2 separate regions of the Homo sapiens genome follow, and region 2 is linked to region 1. A link is a loop called in an ENCODE intact Hi-C map of the cell type or tissue named here. Cell type or tissue: A673. All regions are shown on one strand. Each heading gives the region's core, and the rest is flanking DNA. Links, peaks and the distances in the headings are about the cores only. Region 1 holds the start of FAM222A-AS1 (FAM222A antisense RNA 1). Region 2 overlaps ACACB (acetyl-CoA carboxylase beta).

Evidence for each region. Peaks named below come from ENCODE experiments on the same cell type or tissue, not always from the same donor. Only the 100,000 strongest peaks of a DNase experiment are listed, where the experiment ranks them.
Region 2: a loop joins it to region 1, with 5 times the contacts of the local background. A loop is called at or near these places in 3 of 110 quality-filtered maps.

What each region holds. Positions count from the first base shown.
Region 1 is chr12:109,773,247-109,778,622 of GRCh38, reverse strand. It overlaps FAM222A-AS1 (FAM222A antisense RNA 1), which reads left to right and starts at 5,136. Exons shown (of 3, transcript NR_026662.2): 1 at 5,136-5,326. RefSeq lists a silencer at 3,025-3,319. In A673, for the core only: CTCF peaks have their summits at 2,924 and 3,138 (motif pointing right); DNase peaks (open chromatin) are centred at 892 and 3,202.
Region 2 is chr12:109,262,001-109,267,376 of GRCh38, reverse strand. It overlaps ACACB (acetyl-CoA carboxylase beta), which reads right to left. Exons shown (of 53, transcript NM_001093.4): 49 at 4,908-5,020; 50 at 2,991-3,145; 51 at 2,097-2,267; 52 at 1,852-1,988; 53 at 1-1,141. The coding sequence ends at 1,015. Among named protein-coding and RNA genes, the nearest start is that of FOXN4, 45 kb to the left of the region's middle. RefSeq lists an enhancer at 2,964-3,073. In A673, for the core only: a CTCF peak has its summit at 3,062 (motif pointing left); a DNase peak (open chromatin) is centred at 3,036.

The sequences.
Region 1 (5,376 bases), core at 280-5,279:
CTCTGGAAGGACATGGTATCTAGGAATAACTTAAAAACATTTTAATTTCGTGGCTGGGCATGGTGGCTCATGCCTGTAATCCTAGCGCTTTGGGAGGCCAAGGCAGGTGGATCACCTTAGGTCAGGAGTTCAAGACCATCCTGGCCAACATGGTGAAACCCCATCTCTACTAAAACTACAAAAAAAAAAAAAATCAGCTGGGTGTGGTGGTGTGCACCTGTAATCCCAGGTACTCGAGAGGCTGAGGCAGGAGAATCACTTGAACCTGAGAGGTGGAGGTTGCAGTGAGCCAAGATCGCGCCACTTCACTCCAGCCTGGGTGACAGAGTGAGACTGTGTCTCAAAAATAAATAAATAAATAAAATAAAAAACATTTTAATTTCATTTTATTTTTAGAGTAATAAAGCCTTCTCTTTATGGCAAATGATACAGTTTTCTAGATAAAGTAGTGGTCTCAAGTGTAGTTTACAAGCAAGTCATTTAATAATAAAAATATAGCTTATAAAAAAAGAATACTTAGATGATTTAAGGAACTATATTAAATGAATAAACGTTCATGGGGAAAATTATGACTATGTTATAGAAATGATTGATATTTGGGAATCATTAATTTATCCCAACTCTATATCCACGCTTGATCCCTTTTTACCACCAAGCCTACACCTCTCTGTTTGCATACCTCCTGTGACAGGAGGTTCATCGTCTCTGAAGACTGTAAAAAAGCAGCATCCTTAGTTTAAATGCCCTTCTCCGTTCTCCTGACCTGTGTGCCCTTTGCAGTCTAACTTTGTGATGTCCTCCCACCGAGGGCAAAGCATAATTTCCCATACCCGGGGTTGAGCATGTGACTTGTCTTGACCAATGGGATGTTAGCAGACATGCCAGGGCCAGCCCTCAGGAAGAGGATAAGAGACACCCAAGTCACCCCAGGCAACCTAGCTGAGATCAGAGGAACCCGGCAGCTGCATGAGAAATTAATGTTTTTGGATACCACAGGTTTTTTATGATTGTGTGTGTGTGTGTGTGTGTGTTTTAAGTGCAGGCAGCAATAGCTAATGGTTACAGACACTAGAAGAGAGAGTAAATAGAACACAGGCAGGCCAAAAAAACTAAATGTCTACTATATTCCGTATTATAGATGAGGAAACAGGTTCAAAGAGATGAAGACTCTTGCCCAGGGCACCTGGATGCTAAGCAGTGGAGTTGGGACCTGAACCCAGGCATTCTGTCTTCAGAACCCATGCTGGAGAGAAAGCGCTCTGGTCCCTGGGCAGTGAGAGGTAACGAGGCCAGACCACTTCTGCAGTGAAGGCCCAGGCTCTTGCCTGTCACTTTCACGGAGCTCCCAAGCCTGTCAGCATTCACTGAGAGCGCCATACCCCTAACTTTATTCCAACAAGGACTGCTTATTGTGTGCATGTATGTGTATTTAATAATGATAAGGCACTTGTATGTCATATTTGACAGGAGGGCTTTTTTCTTCCCAAGTTTAAAGCACTACTGGGAAAGAATTAGTGCTACTGGAGGCAAAAACAAAGGGACCCCATCAGAAAAGACAGTCTCTGAAACTCTGGGATCTTAATTGAACAATTACCTCTTATGCCTATGAATGGTTCATTATTACATGCCCTGTTATTATTAGCTGTTATTATTGTTTTAGATGAATGCTGGGAATTTTGTTTTAATCAAAAGCCATATTCAGCCACACCGTTCATCTCCCTGCAAAATGCATGCTTCTGACATTTCCGAATGTGATAATGTCGTAGTCGGCAGTCAGTCCCCGCACCTCGCCCAGATAACGGTGTACTCGGATCATTTCAGTTGTCTGGATGGAGTGGTTAAATACTCCAGGCCTCTGTTCATGCTGTTATTAATTTTTGGCTCCCTGGTGAAAGCATTTATATAAGAATCTAGCATCTCCTATCTTTTATTCTTTAGGAATCCAGTGTCACTGAGGACAACGAAGTGATCTTTGTTCATCCCAAGCTTTTGAGATAGAAATAAGAGGGAGGGCAGTGATGGAGCCAGAGGTCAGGATGGGAGAGGCACTGACTGGTGGAGACCCAAGCCCCAGGATTGAGGGGTGGAAGGCTGGCTCAGGAGAGGCCAGGCTGGGAGTCTTGTGTTCTTAGAGGGAATCAGAGAAAGGGGGAAGCAATATGGATAAGGCAACTGCCATGTGTTAGACGCCGTGCTCAGTGTTTGGGATTCATAATCTCAGGAACCGTGTGCGGGAGCTCATGAACCAGTGTTTGTACCATCCTAGAAATCATGCCCCCTCTTTGTTACAACACCTGAGCCAATCACCATGACTCTCCTTCCCTTACTAGGTATCGGTGTGGGAATAGCCATGTGACCCAGTTTTGCCCCATGAGACAAGCGGGGAGGTCTGCTGGGGGAGGGGGAATTCTGGGAAAAGTTTCTGGGAAAGTAAGAGAAATCTAGGAAAAGACTGTCCTCTCTGTTGCTGGTCACTATTGCATCTGGATGTGATACCCGGAACTGCAGCAGCCACTTTGTGCCCCTGAGGGGCCTTGACAGAACACAAAGATGAAAAGGACATTGGTCCCTGATGACACCATTGAGCTGCTGCTTTAACCAACTGTGAGGCCACCCTGCCTTAAGGCTTCTTATGATTATTCCAGAGAATAAATGTTCTTTCTCATTTAAACCAGTTGAGTCAGGGGGATTTTCTGATATTTGGCCCAAATCATGCTGATACAAGTACAAATTTGTATCCCCATTTTACAGATGAAGAAAGTGAGACCCAATCAAGTAAATGCCCATGACTAAGGACACATAGCCTGGATGTGGTGGAGTTGAACCTTTCTAGGGCGTGGCAGGATTTTTTTTTTTAAATATACTTAGTGTTTTTGGCCTTTCCAAAGCAGGCACACATTCTATTTCTCCATAGCAGCAGGCTGTAATGGCTGCTAACAGGTAAGGGCAGGAGAGGTTGGGGTTTGGAGCGGGGACTCAAACCCAGGTCCGCAGATCTCAGCTTAGGGTCTTCTTAGCACCTCAAGGTTCTTAGTGACATTAGGGAGTCCCCGTTCTGTTGGCACCGCTTAGTTTTGGGGGTACACCCCTTGGATCCCACAGATCTGCCCTTGGCTAGCACAGGGTAAGGCTGCTGAGGTCCCGGAGATTGGTCACCAGGGGCCGCTGTTGTCACACTCAGGGGCCTCCTCAGAGGGGTTCAGAAGGAAGCTTGGAACCTGGGGATGTGATCAGGAAGACTCCCTGTGAGCACCCTGTTGGGTGTGCCCTGAGGCTTTGAGACAGGAAATATCCCACCCCCACCCTCGTACCCTCACCCCAAGAAGGAGAGAAGGTGGCCTCGACTGCCTCTGGAGCGTTCAGGACCAAGTTGCTGTGTGCCTTCAGGCAAGTTGCCTCCCCTCTCTGAACCTCAGTTTCCTCTCTTTCAAAATAAGAGTACTCACCCCTACTTCTCAAATGTGGCTTCTTCCTCTTCCCTGAGGGCCTTCCCCTTCTTTTGTGCCTAATTCAATATGAGGGACAGGACCAGTTAGGGCGTACTAGAAATGAGACCCAGCCACCCAGGTCAGGGTTGGGTTCCAGTCCTTGCTCTGCCACAAACTCATTATGAGTCCTTGCAGTGTAATTGGGGAAACTGAGGTCCAGAGAGGAGAAAGGACTTACCCAGTTTCCCCAATTGCAATACAAGAGGCAGGACTCAGCATTTCCTGAAGTCTTGTTTGTTCCATGGGGTGTAAATAGGTGGAAACAAAAACTTAGGTGGTCAAAAAAGTTAGGGAAATGCTGGGTTAAAGCTAAAAGGGGGCTGGGCGTGGTGGCTCATGCCTGTAATCCCAGCACTTTGGGAGGCCTTCAAGGCAGGCAGATCACTTGAGGTCAGGAGTTTGAGACCAGCCTGGTCAACATGGCAAAACCCCATCTCTACTAAAAATACAAAAATTAGCCAGGTGTAGTGGAGCATGCCTGTAATCCCAGCTAATCAGGAGGCTGAGGCAGGAGAACCACTTGAACCTGGAAGGCAGAGGTTACAGTGAGCCGAGACTGTGCCACTGCAAAGAAGTTAAAAGGGAATCTTGCCTGCAGGATCTGTTAGCATCTTTAATATGTTAATGCGATTTGTGTATCTCCAAGAGCCGGGATAGGCATCTGTTTCTCAAACTCTTTTGACTGGGAAACCCACTTTCCAAGGTGACTTGGAAGTCAGCTGCACTAGGCAAGGATGGGAATACTCCACCTTTGTTATATGTCTTTTACCTAATGGCTCTGTGCTACCCAGGGGATTTGACCACCTGTCTCCTAAGTTAAACCTCACATGGTACATACATTAAAATATTAGCCTCATTTTATTTTATGAGACGAGGTCTTGTTCTGTTGCCCAGGCTGTAGTGCAGTGGTGCGATCATGGCTCACTGCAGCCTTGACCTCCTGGGCTCAAGTGATCCTCCCACCTCAGCCTTCTGAGTATCTGGGACTACAGGCACACACTACACCCAGCTAATCTTAAAATTGTTTGTACAGATAGGGGTCTCGTGATACTGCCCAAGCTGGTCTTGAACTCCTGGGCTCAAGTGATCCTCCAGCCTTTGCTTCCCAAAGTGCTGGGATTACAGGTATGAGCCACAGCTCCCCGTTGGAGCCTCATTTTACAGTTGGGAAATAGATGACTCAGGAGTGATCACTTGCCTGAGGTCACACACACCTGCACACAGCCTCAGGATGGAACGAGTTCTGACCCTCAGACAACTACATCCCACAGCACTCAGAGGGGTCCTCTTACAGGACGAATCTGCCCTATCATCCTGACCACACATCACCTGATGCCACCTCACTCCTCCAGGTGCCACCACTTCCTTCAACAGATCTGGAAATTGAGGCTCAGAGAGGCACACAAGTCACCCAGGGTCACACGTGGAGTCAGTGGGATACTAAGTTCCGTTTTCTTGCCTCCTCCCCTCCCCCTGCCACTCGCTGGCGAGCTGGTGATGGTGGCAATTTAAACAGAAAACCTTTCGTCCCTTGCTCTCACCTATCGCGCTGGCTGGACTCCACCTTCTCCGGCCAACGTTGGGGGTGGGACGGGGTGTGGGCCCTTTAAGAGCGCCCGGGAGGGATGGGCAGGCGCAGTGGTGCTGGGCACACGTGGAGCTGCGCGTGGAGGAGTCCAGGCTGCAGCCGAGGGAGCTGAGTAGGGCAAAGTTAGGAGTCGCTGTTTGGATGGCAAGTTCAGAAGTTGGAACTTGTCTCAGTTTCCCCGCTCCAGAAATGGGGTTGTGATATAAAGACAGGGATATGAGTGAAGAAAACACAGAGCCACCCTGGAAAGGTGAGTGTCTACTAACATAGCTTCCTCTATCCAAATCTGCGCCTGAGCCC
Region 2 (5,376 bases), core at 164-5,163, 510 kb after region 1:
GCTATGCGAGAGCATCCTCCAGAAGCCCTGAAACCTCCAGCTGGGTACTTCCATTCATTTTGCTTTCCCTCTCTCAAAAAGAGAATCCCTGGCAACCAGTGCTAAACATGGCCTATCAGTGGGACCCTCCTAGTGATTCACTAGCGCCATTTGGGGAACAAAATAGCATTTCACTCTCTCAATAAAAAAATCATCTGGCTGAAGATGGTGGCTCATGCCTGTAATCCCAGCACTTTGGGAGGCCAAGGTGGGTGGATTACCTGAAGTCAAGAGTTTGAGACCAGCCTGACCAACCTGGTGAAACTCTGTCTCTACCAAAAATACAAAAATTAGCCGGGCATGGTGGTGGGCACCTGTAATCCCAGTTATCTAGGAGGCTGAGACAGGAGATGGAGGTTGCAGTGAGATCATGCCACTGCACTCCAGCCTGCATGACACAGTGAGACTTTGTCTCAAAAAAAAAAAAAAAAATTCATCCATACATTTTTCTGGGTGACTAGACAGTATCCAAAGAAACATCATTACAAAAATAGGTTTTCTCTAGTCCTGTCTATATATATATATTTTTTTCCCTTGGCCCATTTATTTGGCTGAAATATATGAGATGCTTACTTACATCTGGTGCTGGTCTCAGAGTAAAAAAATAAAAGATTTCACGATGTGGTATCCAAGGATCCTAAAGAACGCCTGGATCCCACATGCCAGGCACTGTTTTGCAAAAGGAAACAGGGATGTTTTAGCTTGATTAGATTTAGTGATGCAATAAAACTGCTGTCTTCAGAGACAAAACAAAATAAACTTCCCAGCTATGGAGAGGAGGCTGTTTTTGTTTGGAAGAGGCACTCCTGGGCCTTTTGTTAAGACGGGTGTCAGCTCGGAACCAGCAGCCCTGCAGAAGTGCCCAGGATTTTCTTTGTTTAAAAGCAAGTCTTCAGGGTCTGCTGAGGGTGTACGGGTGGTGGGTCTGGGTGGTTCCTTTTGCCGTGGTCCCGGGAGTGGCTGGGCGGGCCACGGTCAGGTGGAGGCCGGGCTGTCCATGGTAGACAGCAGGTGAACGACCTGCGCCCGCTCAGCTGGGCTGATGTGCTGGCTCAGGTATATCACACAGTCCACGGCCACCTCGGGGTTTTCTTCAACCAGGCTGTGGGGGAGGTGAGAGGAGGGCTGGGATCACTCCAGCCACTTTTTCAGTGGCCCCAAGGGTGGCAGAGTCCTTGTGTGGGGCCACACCCCAGAACCCAGAGCTCCCGAGTCCCTGCTGTGGTCCCCATGGGGGTGATGGTCCTGTGCAGCAGGAGGGGCTGTGACCTGAAGTTCAGAATGCCTTGAGGCACCACCGTCCCTACTGGTCACTGCTTTGTGACATGACCTGAGACAAGACACTGCCTTGAGTCTCAGCTTCATCCCCAAAATGGGGTCCCCTGTGCTCGACTCCCTCCTTCACGGGGTGACCCCATGGCAATTGGGGGAGGGGACCCTCTGGAAAGGTCAACACTGGCGTGGAAGACAGCAGCCTGAAGGCTAGCGGTTCCAAATGTGGGTTCTGTGACCAACCCTGCTCCAGCTGTGACTTTGGACAAGTCCATATTCCAGCAAGGTTCATGAGTTGGAAGCATCTCACACGGCCTTCAGAGTACCTCTAGGCTCTCTGTCCCACCCCAGCCACTGTGCTGGGAGACCCGACATTAGGGAGTGTGGTCTCTTTGCTGGGGAGCGGGGAGGGGGCGGGGACAACCCCAGACTGCACAGGGTGGCGGGTTCAAGTGGCTGCATAGGAGTCGGGTAGCTAGGGGTCAATCCAGGCTCGGGTCCTTGCCAGGAGGCTGGGAAGCAGGTGCGGTGGCCACTCACCCTCGGATGGTCTTGAGGACAGAGTCGTGCTTCAGGTACGTGATGTTCTCACGGATGGTGGAGCGCGGGCCATCCCCTGCCTGCCAGTGCTGTTCCAGCCACTGCACAACCACCTGGTTGTTGTCCCACAAGTAGGCCTGGGGAGGGGGCAGAGGATGCCTCAGAGAGGGACCCAGCTGTGGGCCAGCTGTCTCAGCCCCCAGCACCCCCTGTGCTCACCGGCCTCGTTCTCACCCCAGGCCCACCTTGACAGCCCCCTCCGTCTCCACGAACCAGCGACGCAGCATGGACTGGATATGCACGTGACTCAGCTCCCCGCTGGCCTGCAGGATCTCCTGCTTGACCTGGTCCTCCAGGAGGAGGCGGCGCAGACGCCAATACAGGAAGGTGCGTGCGGTCTTCCACTCCAGGATGTCCTGTGGACGAGCCAGGCTTGAATCCCCGGAAAGGGAAGGAGGAGACGGGACACTGGCTCTGACCACACCCATGACAGTGGCTGCCCGGGGCTGGGCCCAGGCTCTGAGATCATTCCCAGATCATCCCAGGCAAGTAAGCTGAGGCTCAGGGAGGAGAAGGCACCTGCTCAGAGGCAGGACGTCACCAGGACTCCAGACTGGCCATAGTTGAAAAAATGTCCCCCATAAAAACCTGGCACCCACTTCTACCTCAACCGACACAAACACAGGCTCGTGTGAGGCATGAGTCAGCTGGGAGGGAGAACAATGCAGCAAGAGAACCAATGAGCACTGGACATGGGTAGGAGGTGACTGTGGGAGTCCTTGCAATGGTGAGGGGTGGGTGAATGCTGGACAGGAACAACGGTTTCTACCCCTGGTCCAGGTCCAAACTGACCGAGCCATCAGACTAGTGGTCCCTGAACTTTGCTGCTTATTAGAATCTCTTGGGGATCTTTAAAAAATACGACCGCCTGGCTTCCATCCAGGTGTTTGGATTTCACTGGTCTGCAGTGCCACCTGGGGATCGGGATTATTTTAAAGTTCCCAGGTGACTCCCACCTCCTGCAGCATTTGACCCATCCCAACCACCACCGCCCTCCCCGCCCCCGAGCCCAAATGTCCTCCATGTTTTGGAAAACAGGGTGGGCTCTTTGCACCCTACACGGCAGCTGTGGCTCTCACAGATATGACGCCCTTCTCCAGCATCCGGCCGGGTGTGTCATGGAAGTCGGCGAACTGCACCGCCACCTGGTGGTAGATGGGGAGCAGCAGGTCCTCGCGAGCCTTTAGCCGGCCCTCCAGGTCCTTTCGGTCCTTGTCGGAGAGATCAGGTTCCCCTGCAGGTGAGCAGAAAGGCCAGTCAAGCCATGGAAGCTGGTCATATGTGATGGGGTGGAGATTTTTTTTTTTTTTTGAAGAAGGCACAAATCAGGATTTGCAGGACAGGCCTTGCCTTGTGAGAGGTCTGAGCTTTAACTCTGATATTACCCCTGCTGCTACACAGGCTGCCCTCAGCCCCCTAGGTCCCCCAGAGTCCACTGGCCTGGCCCCCACCCCAGGCCCATCTTGATGGCCCCCTTTGTCTCAGATCAAATAGCTAGTACAGTCTCAGAAATGCACTCACAATTGCAAGACAGCATTCAACATGCAACTCTACATTTTCCCCTTCCATCAGACCCATCGTGCTTGTAGGATACTATATCAATGATTTTTAGTACACATTGTAAAATATGATAAGGGAATATTATAAGCAACTCTATGCCAAATTGACAACTTAAGATGAAATAGACAAATTCCTTGAAACACACAAACCACCAAAGCTCACCTAGGAGGAAACAGATAACACAAATAGTCCTATATATAACAAAGAAGTTGAATTTATAGGTAAAAACCTCTATCAAAAACATAAAGAAATAATGCCAATTCTGCAAAAACTCAGAAAATAGGAGCGAACACTTCAACTCATTCTATGAGATCAGCATTACCCTGATACCAGCCAAAGAAATTACACGCACACACTGTAAAAAATCTTGTGAATAGCACAGTTATAAAGACACTGACACTTAAAATGGATATTTAAATATCATCTTGTGGCCAGACTTAGTGGCTCACGCCTGTAATCCCAGCACTTTGGGAGGCTGACGCAGGCAAATCACTTGAGGCCAGGAGTTCAAGACCAGCCTGGCCAACATGGTGAAACCCTGTCTCTACTAAAAACACAAAAATTAGCCAGGTGTGGTGGCACACACCTGTAATTCCTGCTACTTGAGAGGCTGAGGCATGAGAATCGCTTGAACCTGGGAGGCAGAGGTTGCAGTGAGCTGAGATTGCGCCACTGCACCCCAGCCTGGGCAACAGAGCAAGACTCTGTCTCAAAAATAAACAAATAAATAAATAAAGATAATTACATCTAAAGATGACAAGTAAAACAAAGCTGTCATTCAAACAAAATTAGTAAAATATCTTATCTCTGATTGGGAATTCTAAAGGAACATTTTGCCACCAAAATTCTGATAATCCCCATCAGCCCCAAATACTTCAATTGCTATCTTTTGTGTATGCTGAGAAATAAATTCACGATGGCAATATATATATATATATATATATATATATATATAATGTTAAAAAGGTTGATTTAGAAATGTGAATGTCCTCCAATCATGGTAGCTCATGCCTGTAACCCCAGCATTTTGGGAGGCTGAGGTAGGTGGATTGCTTGAGCCCAGGAGTTTGAGAACAGCCTGGGCAACATGGCGAAACCCCACATCTACAAAAATACAAAAATTAGCTAGGCATGGTGTTGCGTACTTGTAGTCCCAGCTACTCAGGCTGAGATGGGAGGATGGCTTATGCCTGGGAGGCAGAGGTTGCAGTGAGCTGAGATTGCACCCTGCACTCCAGCCTAGGCAATAGAGCCAGACCTCAAAAAAACAAAACAAAACAAACAGACAAATGTGAATATCTTTAAAAATCTCACAGTTATTATAGCTGTATTTTGGTATTTTTTCATTTTATTTTTAACATCCTAGAAACCCCCAGCAGTGGGCCAGCTGGGCCTCTCTTGACCTCTGAGAGGTGAAGCCTTTGGGACCCCCTTACCTAGCTGTTCCATGAGCTTCTTGTAAGCTGGATCGATCCTTCTCATGGACTTTATCAGATCTTTCTTTCGGAACTTAATCTCCACTGTCCCCTCTGGTTCCAGAACACCACCCCTTAAAAGAGAAGAGGCAGGGATGGGGGTATATGAGGCATTGCCCAGCAAGCAAGGGCTAATGGATGTGGGGGGAGCTGGAGGGAAGAGAGCCAGAAGATCTGGGTGTCAGTCCTCAGCTCTTTTACCCCCACACATGCTGTGTGCCCTTAGACAAGTCACTTTCCCTCTCTGGGCCTCTGTATCTTTACCCACAGATGGAAAGACTGAGCCAACTGTTTAAAATAATGCTTTCTGAACTCTGGAGGGCCCCTTTCAGGTCTAAGAGTGTACGACTTTTTCCATGGCAGCATAACCCTCCTGCTCTCCAGCCACAGTCCTCTCTAACTTTGCTAATTTCTGCCCTCCTAGAGGAGG